2 separate regions of the Homo sapiens genome follow, and region 2 is linked to region 1. Evidence: chromatin loops called from intact Hi-C (ENCODE). Cell type or tissue: PC-9. All regions are shown on one strand. Each heading gives the region's core, and the rest is flanking DNA. Links, peaks and the distances in the headings are about the cores only. Region 1 overlaps RCE1 (Ras converting CAAX endopeptidase 1). Region 2 holds the start of SYT12 (synaptotagmin 12).

Region 1 (5,362 bases), core at 256-5,255:
GAAAATGAGATCCCAGGGGGCCAGTACACCAACCTGCACTTCCAGGCCCACAGCATGGGGCTTGGCTCCAAGTTCAAGGAGGTCAAGAAGGCCTATGTGGAGGCCAACCAGATGCTGGGCGATCTCATCAAGGTGAGCCCGGCCCGGTGCTCCTTACCTGACCCAGCCCTGCATGCACCTGCCACTGGCCTCCTTGAGGTGCCTGGCACCCTAACCTCCAGGGCCTTCTCCTCAGGTGACGCCCTCCTCCAAGATCGTGGGGGACCTGGCCCAGTTTATGGTGCAGAATGGATTGAGCCGGGCAGAGGCCGAAGCTCAGGCGGAAGAGCTGTCCTTTCCCCGCTCCGTGGTGGAGTTCCTGCAGGGCTACATCGGTGTCCCCCATGGGGGGTTCCCCGAACCCTTTCGCTCTAAGGTAGGGAAGGCCCAGCATGGTGTGAGGGTGGGGGCTGGATGCAGGACTTGGGACTGATCCTCTGCTTTGCTCCCCAGGTACTGAAGGACCTGCCAAGGGTGGAGGGGCGGCCTGGAGCCTCCCTCCCTCCCCTGGATCTGCAGGCACTGGAGAAGGAGCTGGTAGACCGGCATGGGGAGGAGGTGACGCCGGAAGATGTGCTCTCAGCAGCTATGTACCCCGATGTGTTTGCCCACTTCAAGGACTTCACTGCCACCTTTGGCCCCCTGGATAGCCTGAATACTCGCCTCTTCCTGCAGGGACCCAAGATCGCAGAGGAGTTTGAGGTCAGTGGCTCTGGCGCTTCTCCACACTCCACCCTGGCCCCCTGCCCCAGAGCTCTGGAGTTTAGCTTGGCTGTCACCCAGCCTCGCAAGCTTTGGGAGCAGAAAGGACCCTTGAGACCGGGAGCTAGGCCTTTAGGAACGAGGAGCCAAGGCCCAGTGTGGGGACTTCCTATGGCCAGGGCCGGGGGACTGCTCTCCCACCTTGGCGTCCAGCTCTGAGTCTGCACACCCTCCCTGCAGGTGGAGCTGGAGCGGGGCAAGACGCTGCACATCAAAGCCCTGGCCGTGAGCGACCTGAACCGGGCCGGCCAGAGGCAGGTCTTCTTTGAGCTCAATGGGCAGCTGCGGTCCATCTTGGTCAAGGACACCCAGGCCATGAAGGTATTGTCTCCCCCAGGGCCAGCCAGGCGGTGGGGCTTGGCTGGGCCCAGGATGTCATGTCCCCTCTGCCCTGTGTCTTCAGGAGATGCACTTCCACCCCAAGGCCCTAAAGGACGTGAAGGGCCAGATCGGGGCGCCCATGCCTGGGAAGGTGATAGACATCAAAGTGGTGGCAGGGGCCAAGGTGGCCAAGGGCCAGCCCCTGTGTGTGCTCAGTGCCATGAAGATGGAGACTGTGGTGACCTCACCCATGGAGGGTACTGTCCGCAAGGTTCATGTGACCAAGGACATGACACTGGAAGGTGACGACCTCATCCTGGAGATCGAGTGATCTTGCCCCAGACCGGCAGCCTGGCCATCCCCAAGCCTTCAACAGAAGCTGTGCTGCCACGGCAGGCCCAGGCCAGCCAGTGCCCGAGGCCAGGAAGGCCGGGCCGTGGAGGTCCTGTCCACAGCTGGACAGGAGAGACACCGCCTGCGGTGGTTCATTCCTTTCAGCCATCGTCCTTTCCTCCGGCGGACAGCTGCTTACATGTTCATCTCTTGCCAAATAAGGGTCCCCTCCTCACTGGAGACTACAAGTGGTGGGTCAGGTGGTCCTAGGACCCAGGGGAGGTTTAGGGGTCCTATCTCCTGGGGGAAGGGGAGATCTAAGATGTCCCAGGTCCTGGGAAGTTTACTCAATAAAGCTGGCTTTCCCCTGCCCTCCATGCTGGATCCTGTGCAGCCCCCAGCCTGCACCACTCAGCAGTGGGGGGCTGCCTTTCAAGCTCCCCATGGGTGGGCAGGTCAGTTGTGTCGTTCTCCTCAGAGGGTAGTGAGAATGACCATCGTGGCCCTGTTTTAAGTCACTATTGGGTGCCTACTGTGTATACTCCCCAAACAGGACTAGTAGTACTGAACTTGCTTGAGGGGTGGGGCCTGTTCTAAGTATTTAACACCTATTAACACAGGGAATTAACCTTCATCCTCTTATGGACACAGAAATCAAGTCACAGGAAGATTAAATAATTTGTCCAGGACTTCACAAGTAGTAAGAGAGAGAGATGAAACCCAGGCCGTTGGCAGACTCGCCTCCCAACCCCGCTGCTTTATTTTCTAAAACCCAAGGCCAGCGTCCCACCTCAGTTAGCAGGTAAATGCAAGCAGGTACCACCTTGTGGGCAGTGGGTAAGACCCTCGGGAATGGTGATCCGGGAGTCTTGTGTGTGCTCTGGATGTGAGAATGTTGGTGGGAGGTGAGGGGGAGCACCGGGTCCAGGGTCTCAGGTTCTAACCCTGCCACTCCCCATGACCACCCCTCCAGACTCCTGCTCAGTTCCCTTTCCTGCAGTGGGGACAGTAACCCTGCCTGCACCACTGCCCTCCTGCCCACCTGCCCACAGGTAGGGAGAGGATGGTGAAGGGAGCAGGAGGCTGGGCAGTTCCTGAGATGGAGGGGTGGGTGTGGGGAGGCCGATGCAGGAAATCAGCCTCTGGATGGGAAGCACCCAGCAGGCCTCTGCCCAGTGCTCCCAGAGCCAGTCCAACCTCTGGGATGGGCAACTCACAGTGGGCTTGAGCCTCTTCCTTTCTGGACCGCCATGTCCTAGATGTACCCCAGGAGGCAGATGACTGCGATGCTGCCCCTTCCATCCGGGTGGATGTCGTTGTCATGGCCAGCCTGCAGGCATCGTGGGGGAGTGACCGCACATCCTTTTTCCCTCAGTGGCCAGCCTCAGAGAAGGGACCTTGGGACAACCTCCTTGATTGGGGAATGGGACCTAAAGGGCTTTCTTCCCTCCCCCGCCCCCCCTGCCCCCCACCCCGGAGATGGAGTCTCGCTCTGTCACCCAGGCTGGAGTACAGTAGTGTGATTTTGGCTCACTGGAATCTGTGCCTCCCAGGTTCAAGTGATTGTCCTGCCTTAGCCTCCTGCCACCACGCCCCGCCTATGCCCGGCTAATTTTTTGTATTTTTAGTAGAGACGGGTTTCACCATGTTGGTCAGGCTGGTCTCGGACTCCTGACCTCAAGTAATCCAGGGCTAATACTCTTTCAGGAATCTAATTTTAAAAGAGCACAGGCAGGGAAACGAGAGCCCTTCCAAAAATGATGGAGAGCAGGCAGAACACTTGCAGGTGCCGAGAAGGACCCTGGAGTCACTGTGTTGCTTGGCAAAGTCCCTGCTGCCCTCAGGGCTGCAGCCTGTGTTCTGGGTTCCTCTGGGGCAGAGGTCAGAGGTGGAGAGAACCAGAAAAGCCTCTACTTATGGTGACTCAGGGACCTATTTCCTCTTGTGAAAAACAAGACTGGCAGACTGTGGAGGTCCTGGCAGAGGCTTCAGGCCAGTCATCTTCCCCTCAGAGGAGATACGTCGGAGGCTCCATCGCTGAGGTCAGGGCCAGGGCCATGGTTCCCACTCCCTGACCCGTCAGCCAAGGCACAGGCCCCAGGATGAGCTGGGCTCACACCTGGTACCTGCAGTCTCAGAGCCAACCACACTAGGACTTTGGGGCATGGTTCAGGAAGGAGGAAGCCACAGGCTCCCAGCAACCAGAGCTCCCAGCCCATCCTGTACTCCAGGGAACTACCCGCCTGGATGCACCGCCCAGATGTCAGTGTTCAAGGTAGCTGGGACAGGTGGTGGGCACACTCCCAAGAGCTGCCTAGAGTCTTCACACAAGATCCCAAATAGACCGATTCCCAAAGGCCCAAGGCCATGTTACCCAAGTTAAATCTCTTTAATATCCCAATACAAAGTACTGATGCAAAAAGACAATGAGAAAACCCAGGAAGTTGGGGGGTGGGGGGTGGGGAGAGGTTTTATAAATAAAAAACCCCGAGCAGCTTTTCAGAGGCAGAGGAGCTAAGAGAAGCAGCAGTCCAAAGTGAGGAAGGGAGTGTGTGGCTCCTGGGACCTGCCCCTTGTCCCCTCACTCACAGCTGCTCGTAAACACCCCTTTCAAAAGGGGCTGCACCCTTTGGATATCTGCTTCTTTCTCTTGGTCCCTGGGACGCAACTAGCTCTGGCTTCAATCCCCTACAAAAATTCCTGAGATCTCGGGGACCCCAGCCAGCCCTTCCCCTGCAGTACCCCTTGGTGGGGAGGGCTGGGGAGCCGGTGAGAGTTCATAGCGTATCCAGGAGCATAGGTCAGGAGCACAGGGGAGCCTCTGAGTCCCCTGCCCGCTCCAAAAGCACACAAAGGGGAAGGCTGCCGTAGAGCTTGGGGTCCGTGAGGGGCTGGAGCAGAAGCAGGAAGAGTCCCACACCCAGGGCATAGCCTGCCAGCAGGGGCCGCCTCTGTGGGTGCTCCAAGGCCGCGCAAACAGCTGGGAAACCCATGTAATTGCAGAAGGAATGGCAGAGAACCGGCCCAATCAGGTGTCCTGGGGAAAAGAGACAGCAGCTCAGGGAGCAGCCCTACCACCTCCTCTGGCCCTTCCAGGGCTAGTGACCCTCATCCCCTGAAACAGGAGATCAAGATCCCACTACCCCAGCCATCCACCCACACACCACGGCCTCTGCTCCTTTCCACCTCTCAGACCTCACCAGGCTGAGGGCTCTGGCTCAGCCTGTCTCAAGGACTGGAGTAGAAGAACTTTTGTTCCTAGAACAAACAGTATTCCCATTCTCCCACCCGCTCCTGTGGGCCCCCAGGGACCCATGAGGGACTGAGGACCAACCTGTGCGGATGAAGAGGAAAGCAGTGTAGGCACCGAAGACAGCTGTGTAGGAGAACTGGAACGCTGGAGACGGGGAGGCCACGAGTGACCACACCTGCACGCCCTTCCTGCCCCCACACTACATACCCATCAGCCAAAGACCGACCATCCCCTCCCCCCGGGGCAGTAGCTGCCTGCCCCACCACCTACAGCTGTCCTGCACCCCAACTTCCCACGGTCAGTGGCCTCTCCAATACTGTGGCCCTCAGTTCCCAATTCCTTCTCCAGAGTGGCCATTAGCGACATCATCATACACCCTAACCCAGGCCAGCTAGCCAGGACTCACCAGCAGACAAGAAGATGTTCCCCACGCTGCTCTGGCGGAAACGCAGCTGCTCAATAATATGGTGAAAATGGGCTGGGAAAAAGGTGACAATCACATCACAGTCATTCCTCCCAGCCTCCCTTCTAGGACTGCCCCTCACCTCAAGCCCCCTTCTGAGCTCTCATGCTGAAAACACACCAGGACTAATCTGGCCAGACTCACCAACTCCAAAAAAGAGCGGGCAGGTGAACACAGCAGGGCCCAGGCCC
Region 2 (5,362 bases), core at 231-5,230, 170 kb before region 1:
TAACCCTTCTTCACACTGGCTGTGGTAACTTCGGTGGGTCTCCTGCCCTCTCTGAGCCTCAATTTCCCCATTTCTAATAGGAAGCACTATTGCTGCTGCTCTCTAAAACTGTCATCCCCTGACGGGGAGAAGGAGCTGACATTCCATGGTGCAGCTTTCCCAGGCTTTTGGGAATGGAGGAGGGTGCACACAGTCTCTCTGCAGCCCCTGGAAGAGAGCTCCCAGGATGGCCAGCTCAGGGCCTTCCACCCACAGGCCAGGCTCCCGGCCCCCCACCTCCCTCCCCCAACTTCAGCCCAAATCTACAGCCTTGAGGCCCTGAGTCTGGGCAAGCTTCCTCCCCTGCCCCGCCATACCCCTCTCCTAAGCTCTGGAAAGCCCCCCACTCAGGCTGGTGCCACCGGCGGCTGAGGGTCATATCTGGCTCTTCACACGGCCAGGGCCTCCTCGGGCTGGGGTGCAACGTTCCCCTCCAGATTGGGACGGTTCCTGCAGACCCAGCGCTCCTGCCTCGGGAACCTCCAGGGTGTATGGGGACCGGAGTGTCGGGAGGGGGTGCGAAGCCAGAGCAGGGACAGTGAGGACAGTCAGGGCGCTGAATGCGAAAGTGAGGGGCGTGTGTGCAGCGTGGGCGCGGGGAGGCGTGTAAATGGCCGGGTGAGCCGCGTGTGTGCACATGCGGGGCGTGCGATGCGATGCGCACTGCGCGGAGTGGCCGGGCCGGGTAAGGGCGCCCAGCGTGCGCGGTGCCCGGCATTCGTTCGTGTGCAAGCGCGGCGCGGAGGTGCAGGAGCGCGGAGTGCGCGGGGCTCTGGGGTCCCGGGCCCAGGGCCCGAGGAGGGGGCTGCGTGCGTCCGCGATCAGGGTGCGATCCCGGCCGCGCACGGGGGTCGGCGGGGTGCGTACTCACCCGGGCTCCGCGGAGGGGCCGCCGCTCCGGCTGGGCTCCAGCTGCCGGCCCGCCTCCCGCAGCGCGCACGCACCTGCGCCTAGCCCGGCCGCCGGCGGCAACGCCACCCCTGCAGTGTCGCCGGGCTCCCGCCTCCGAGGAGCGCGGCGCGGGCCGGGGGCTCGGCCGGGCCGGGGCGGCGGACCGGAGCTGCGCCGCAGTCCGGGCACGCTCCCAGGAGCCCGCCGCGCGCTCCCTCGCGCTCGCCCGCTTGCCCGCCCGCTCCCTCTTGAATTTAAAGTGACAAGCTCGAGCGCTGTCTCTGCTCCTGGGGTCCGAGCCGGAGATCCCCAAGCGCGTCCGGGATCCAGGGACGCCCTGAGGCCAAGCCCAACCCCTCGCTCCCACGCCTGGGGACAGGGGTGGGTGGGGACGTGCCCACAGGCCTCTGAGAGGCAGGCCAAGCACTGGACTCAGAGCCAGCCGGCCTGGGTTCTAGCCCCAGCCTCCGCGCCCTGGGTTATCCTGTTCTCTTTCTAGGCCTCAGTTTCTTTACCTTAAAAACGGACCCGATACTGCGCACCTCCGGGAGCCAAGGAAAACAGCGACAGGAGGCGCAGCGGAAAGTTTCCCCTTTTCTGAATGGATAATTACTCCCTCCCACCACGATTGAGCTGTAGGTCAGCTCTGTGCTGGTGCCTTACAACATCATCTCAGTCCTCACCGTGGCCTAATCTGGTCGTGGTGACTCCATTTTTTACATGAAGAAACAGGCTCAGAGAGGTGACCAAGGTCACAGAGCCAAAGGTCAGAGCCAGAATTGAACCCAGGTCTGTGTGACTTCAAACTCCATACCTTTAACCACTAAGGGGTCGTGCTTTCTCTCCCAAAGGAATGAATGAATCATTCAGGAGATATTTATGACGCCCCCGCAGGGGCTGGGCACAGTGCCAGGTGTGGGCGATCTTCCATCTTCCGGGAACAGGGGACAGGTCCCTCCCTGCCCGCGCAGTCTGGCAGTGAGGCACGGCTTGCACTGGGAGGGGCTGGGTGCGGGGGAAGGTGCCACATGTTGTGGGCACAGTAACCAGGGGAGCAGGCTGGGTGGACACCTGGGGAGACCTCTCCAACGGTCTGGGGTGGGGGAGGAAGAGGGGCGAGGATCCCAGATGGGGAGCAAGTGTGCAAGGGTGGCAGTGCTTCCTGGCTCATCTACACTCTGGGCCTTTAGAGCTGAGGGCAGCCTGTGGGCACTGACCTCTCAGTGGAGGCTGGGTCTGTGCTGGCTTGGTGCAGTGTGGGCATCCTTGGTCTAGAAGACAGGATGCTGGGGAGCCCTAGAAAGAGAGTTGCATCTGGCTAACACGGTGAAACCCCGTCTCTACTAAAAATACAAAAAAATTAGCCAGGTGTGGTGGCGGGCGCCTGTAGTCCCAGCTACTCGGGAGGCTGAGGCAAGAGAATGGCGTGAACCCAGGAGGCGGAGCTTGCAGTGAGATCGCGGCGACTCCGTCTCAAAAAAAAAAAAAGAAAAGAAAAAGAAAAAAAGAAAGAGAGCTGCATCTTACCTTCACCCACAGGGGGCGCTTTTGTCTTCATTTCATTTCCTGGACCTGGAACAGAACAAAGAGAAAGGGCATTATCATGGGGCGGGGGGCCTGGGTAATGGGCCCTGAGCTTTCACTGCCATTTCCCATTTAACTCAACCTTCACAGCCAGCTGCAGCTTTGGTACGATTGAGTCCATTTGAGTCCATTTTCTTCGCAGGACACCCAGGCCTGGGGAATGAATGGCCGAGTTTCTGGTTTGGAAGGGAGTTGGGAGTCAGACACATCATCAGGGCATAAAAGGGGCCAGACTCTAATAGGGTATTCTACCCAAGCAACAAAAGACAAAGTTGAGGCCAGGCACAGTGGCTCAAGCCTGTAATCCCAGCACTTTAGGAGGCTGAGGTAGGGCGGATCACTTGAGGCCAGGAGTTCGAGACCAGCCTGGCCAACATGGTGAAACCCCGTCTCCACTAAAAATGCCTGTAGTCCCAGCTACTCAGGAGGCTGAGGGAAAAGAATTGCTTGAACCTGGGAGCATAGGCTGCAGTGAGCCGAGATTGGCCTGGGCAGCAGAGCAAGACTCCATCTCAAACAAACAAAAAAAAAAAGCAAAGTTGAGGCTGGTCCAGTTCTGGTGTCACACTGGGGAGCTGATGCAGGGGCGGGAGTGAGCTTGAAATGAGAGATCTTGTCAATTTCATGTTGAACACCCTTCAATGATCAGAAAAGCGTACACGGGTGCACCAAAAGACAAGGATAGAATGTTGACAGTAGCCCCAAACAGGAGACCACAAATGCCCATTATGAATCAAATGCACAGATGCATTGTGGTGTAGTGACACAATGGAAGACTGTGCCACTAAGAAGAGAAGCAAAACTACAACCACTAATGAAAGGCGAGTGAATCCACCTTTCAGGCTCACGCCTGTAATCCTAGCACTTTGGGAGGCCGAGGCAGGTAGATTGCCTGAGCTCAGGAGTTCGAGACCAGCCTGGGTAACAAGGTGAAATGCCGTCTCTACTAAAAAATACAAAATTAGCTGGGCGTGGTGGTATGCACCTATAATCCCAGCTACTCGGGAGGCTGAGGCAGGAGAATCGCTTGAACCCAGGAGGTGGAGGTTGCAGTGAGCTGAGATCACGCCACTGCACTCCAGCCTGGGCGACAGAGACTCCGTCTAAAAAAAAATGGTGGGTGAATCTCACAAACGTACTGCTGAGCAACAGAAGCTGGACACAGAGAACGCTGCTGATGGATGCATTTATAGGAGGTTCAAAGACAAGCAAAACTACTCTGTGCATGGGACTCTGGTCCCCATGGGGGTGGTGACTAGAGGGGCCTACGGGAGGATGCTGGGGTGCTGGTCACATTCTGGTTTTGATCTCAGTGCCCATCTCCTGGGTGTGTTCACTTTGTGAAAATTCATGGCATTGTACACTGATGATTTGTACACTTTTGTGCATGTGTGATATGCTTCTGTACAATTTACAAAAACAAACACATCTCATGTGGCTGCATGCTGCACTGGAAATGGAAGCCAAACTCCTTTCTGGGGCCTACAGACCCTGCTGGCCTCTCTGAACTTTCATGCCACCATCCCTGTCACCTGCTGAGCTCCTGCCTCCTGGGCCTTCTGGCCTTCCTGACGCCTGACAAGCCATTCTCCGCCTCAGGGACTCTCCCTTGCTGGTCCCTTTGCTTGGAGTGTTTTCCCTGCTCTCACCAACAGCTTCCTCCGTCTTCTGTGCATCACATCCTACAGAAGTCACCTCCTCCGAGCAAAGCCCCTACTCATTCTTCCTTGACCTCTGGGACCTTTGGGACCAGTTCCTGAAGAGCAGTGCACCTCAGGGGAGGCCCCACCCTGAGGTTGGCCTGAAGGATGCTCCATCTGAGCATCACAGAGATGCTGTGCGTGGAGTCAGTGACACTTAAAGGTGAAGAGACTAGAAAGAAAAGGCGCCCAAGGCCACACAGCTGGGCCCCAAGACTAGTGCTCCAGCAAGCGGCTCGCCACTTTTTTTTTTTTTTTTTGAGACAGGGTCTCACTCTTTCACCCAGGCTGGAGTGCAGTGGCACAAAGACGGCTTACTGCAGCCTTGACCACCCAGGCTCAGGTGATCCTCCCACCTCAGCCTCCTGAGTAGCTGGGTTACAGGCTCACGCCACCACGCATGGCTAATTTTTTGTATTTTTGTAGAGACAGGGTTTTGCCACGTTGCCCAGGTTGGTCATGAACTCCTGGGCTCAAGTGATTCCCCCCTCCTCGGCCTCCCAAAGTGTTGGTGATATGGTTTGGCTGTGTCCTCACCCAAATCTCATCTTGGATTGTAGTTCCCATAATTCCCACGTGTTGTAGGAGGGACCCAGTGGGAGATAATTGAATCGTGGGGGGCGGTTTCCCCCGTACTGTTCTCGTGGTAGTAAGTCTCATGAGATCTGATTTTTTTTTTTTTTTGAGGTGGAGTTTCGCTCTTGTTGCCCAGGCTGGAGTGCAATGGCACGATCTTGGCTCACTGCAACCTCCGCCTCCCAGGTTCAAGCGATTCTCCTGCCTGAATCTCCTGAGTAGCTGGGATTACAGGCATGCGCCAACACGCCCGGCTAATTTTGTATTTTTAGTAGAGATGGGGTTTCTCCATGTTGATCAGGCTGGTCTCGAGCTTCCGACCTCAGGTGATCTACCCACCTCAGCCTCCCAAAGTGCTGGGATTACAGGCATGAGTCACCACGCCCAGCGATCTGATGGTATTATAAGGGGAAACCCCTTTCGCTTGGCTCTCATTTTCTCTCGTCTGCCACCATGTAAGATGTGCTTTTCGCCTTCTGCCATGATTGTGAAGCCTCCCCAGTCATGAGGAACTGTGAGTCCTTTAAACCTCTCTTTCTTTATAAATTGCCCAGTCTTGGGTATGTCTTTAT

Evidence for each region. Peaks named below come from ENCODE experiments on the same cell type or tissue, not always from the same donor. Only the 100,000 strongest peaks of a DNase experiment are listed, where the experiment ranks them.
Region 2: a loop joins it to region 1, with 8 times the contacts of the local background. A loop is called at or near these places in 5 of 110 quality-filtered maps.

What each region holds. Positions count from the first base shown.
Region 1 is chr11:66,844,990-66,850,351 of GRCh38, reverse strand. It overlaps RCE1 (Ras converting CAAX endopeptidase 1), which reads right to left. Exons shown (of 8, transcript NM_005133.3): 5 at 5,316-5,362; 6 at 5,115-5,186; 7 at 4,790-4,852; 8 at 3,800-4,492. The coding sequence ends at 4,257. PC (pyruvate carboxylase) reads left to right here. Exons shown (of 23, transcript NM_001040716.2): 19 at 1-132; 20 at 236-415; 21 at 493-741; 22 at 982-1,122; 23 at 1,205-1,932. The coding sequence ends at 1,453. Among named protein-coding and RNA genes, the nearest start is that of RCE1, 4.2 kb to the right of the region's middle. RefSeq lists an enhancer at 1-108. In PC-9, for the core only: no CTCF peak of the experiment used is centred there; a DNase peak (open chromatin) is centred at 3,361; H3K27ac peaks cover 2,730 bases.
Region 2 is chr11:67,019,009-67,024,370 of GRCh38, reverse strand. SYT12 (synaptotagmin 12) reads right to left here and starts at 1,237. Exons shown (of 8, transcript NM_177963.4): 1 at 911-1,237. RefSeq lists enhancers at 1-305, 478-577, 306-806, 1,748-2,947. In PC-9, for the core only: a CTCF peak has its summit at 2,478 (motif pointing right); DNase peaks (open chromatin) are centred at 1,800 and 2,480; H3K4me3 peaks cover 2,061 bases; H3K27ac peaks cover 1,156 bases.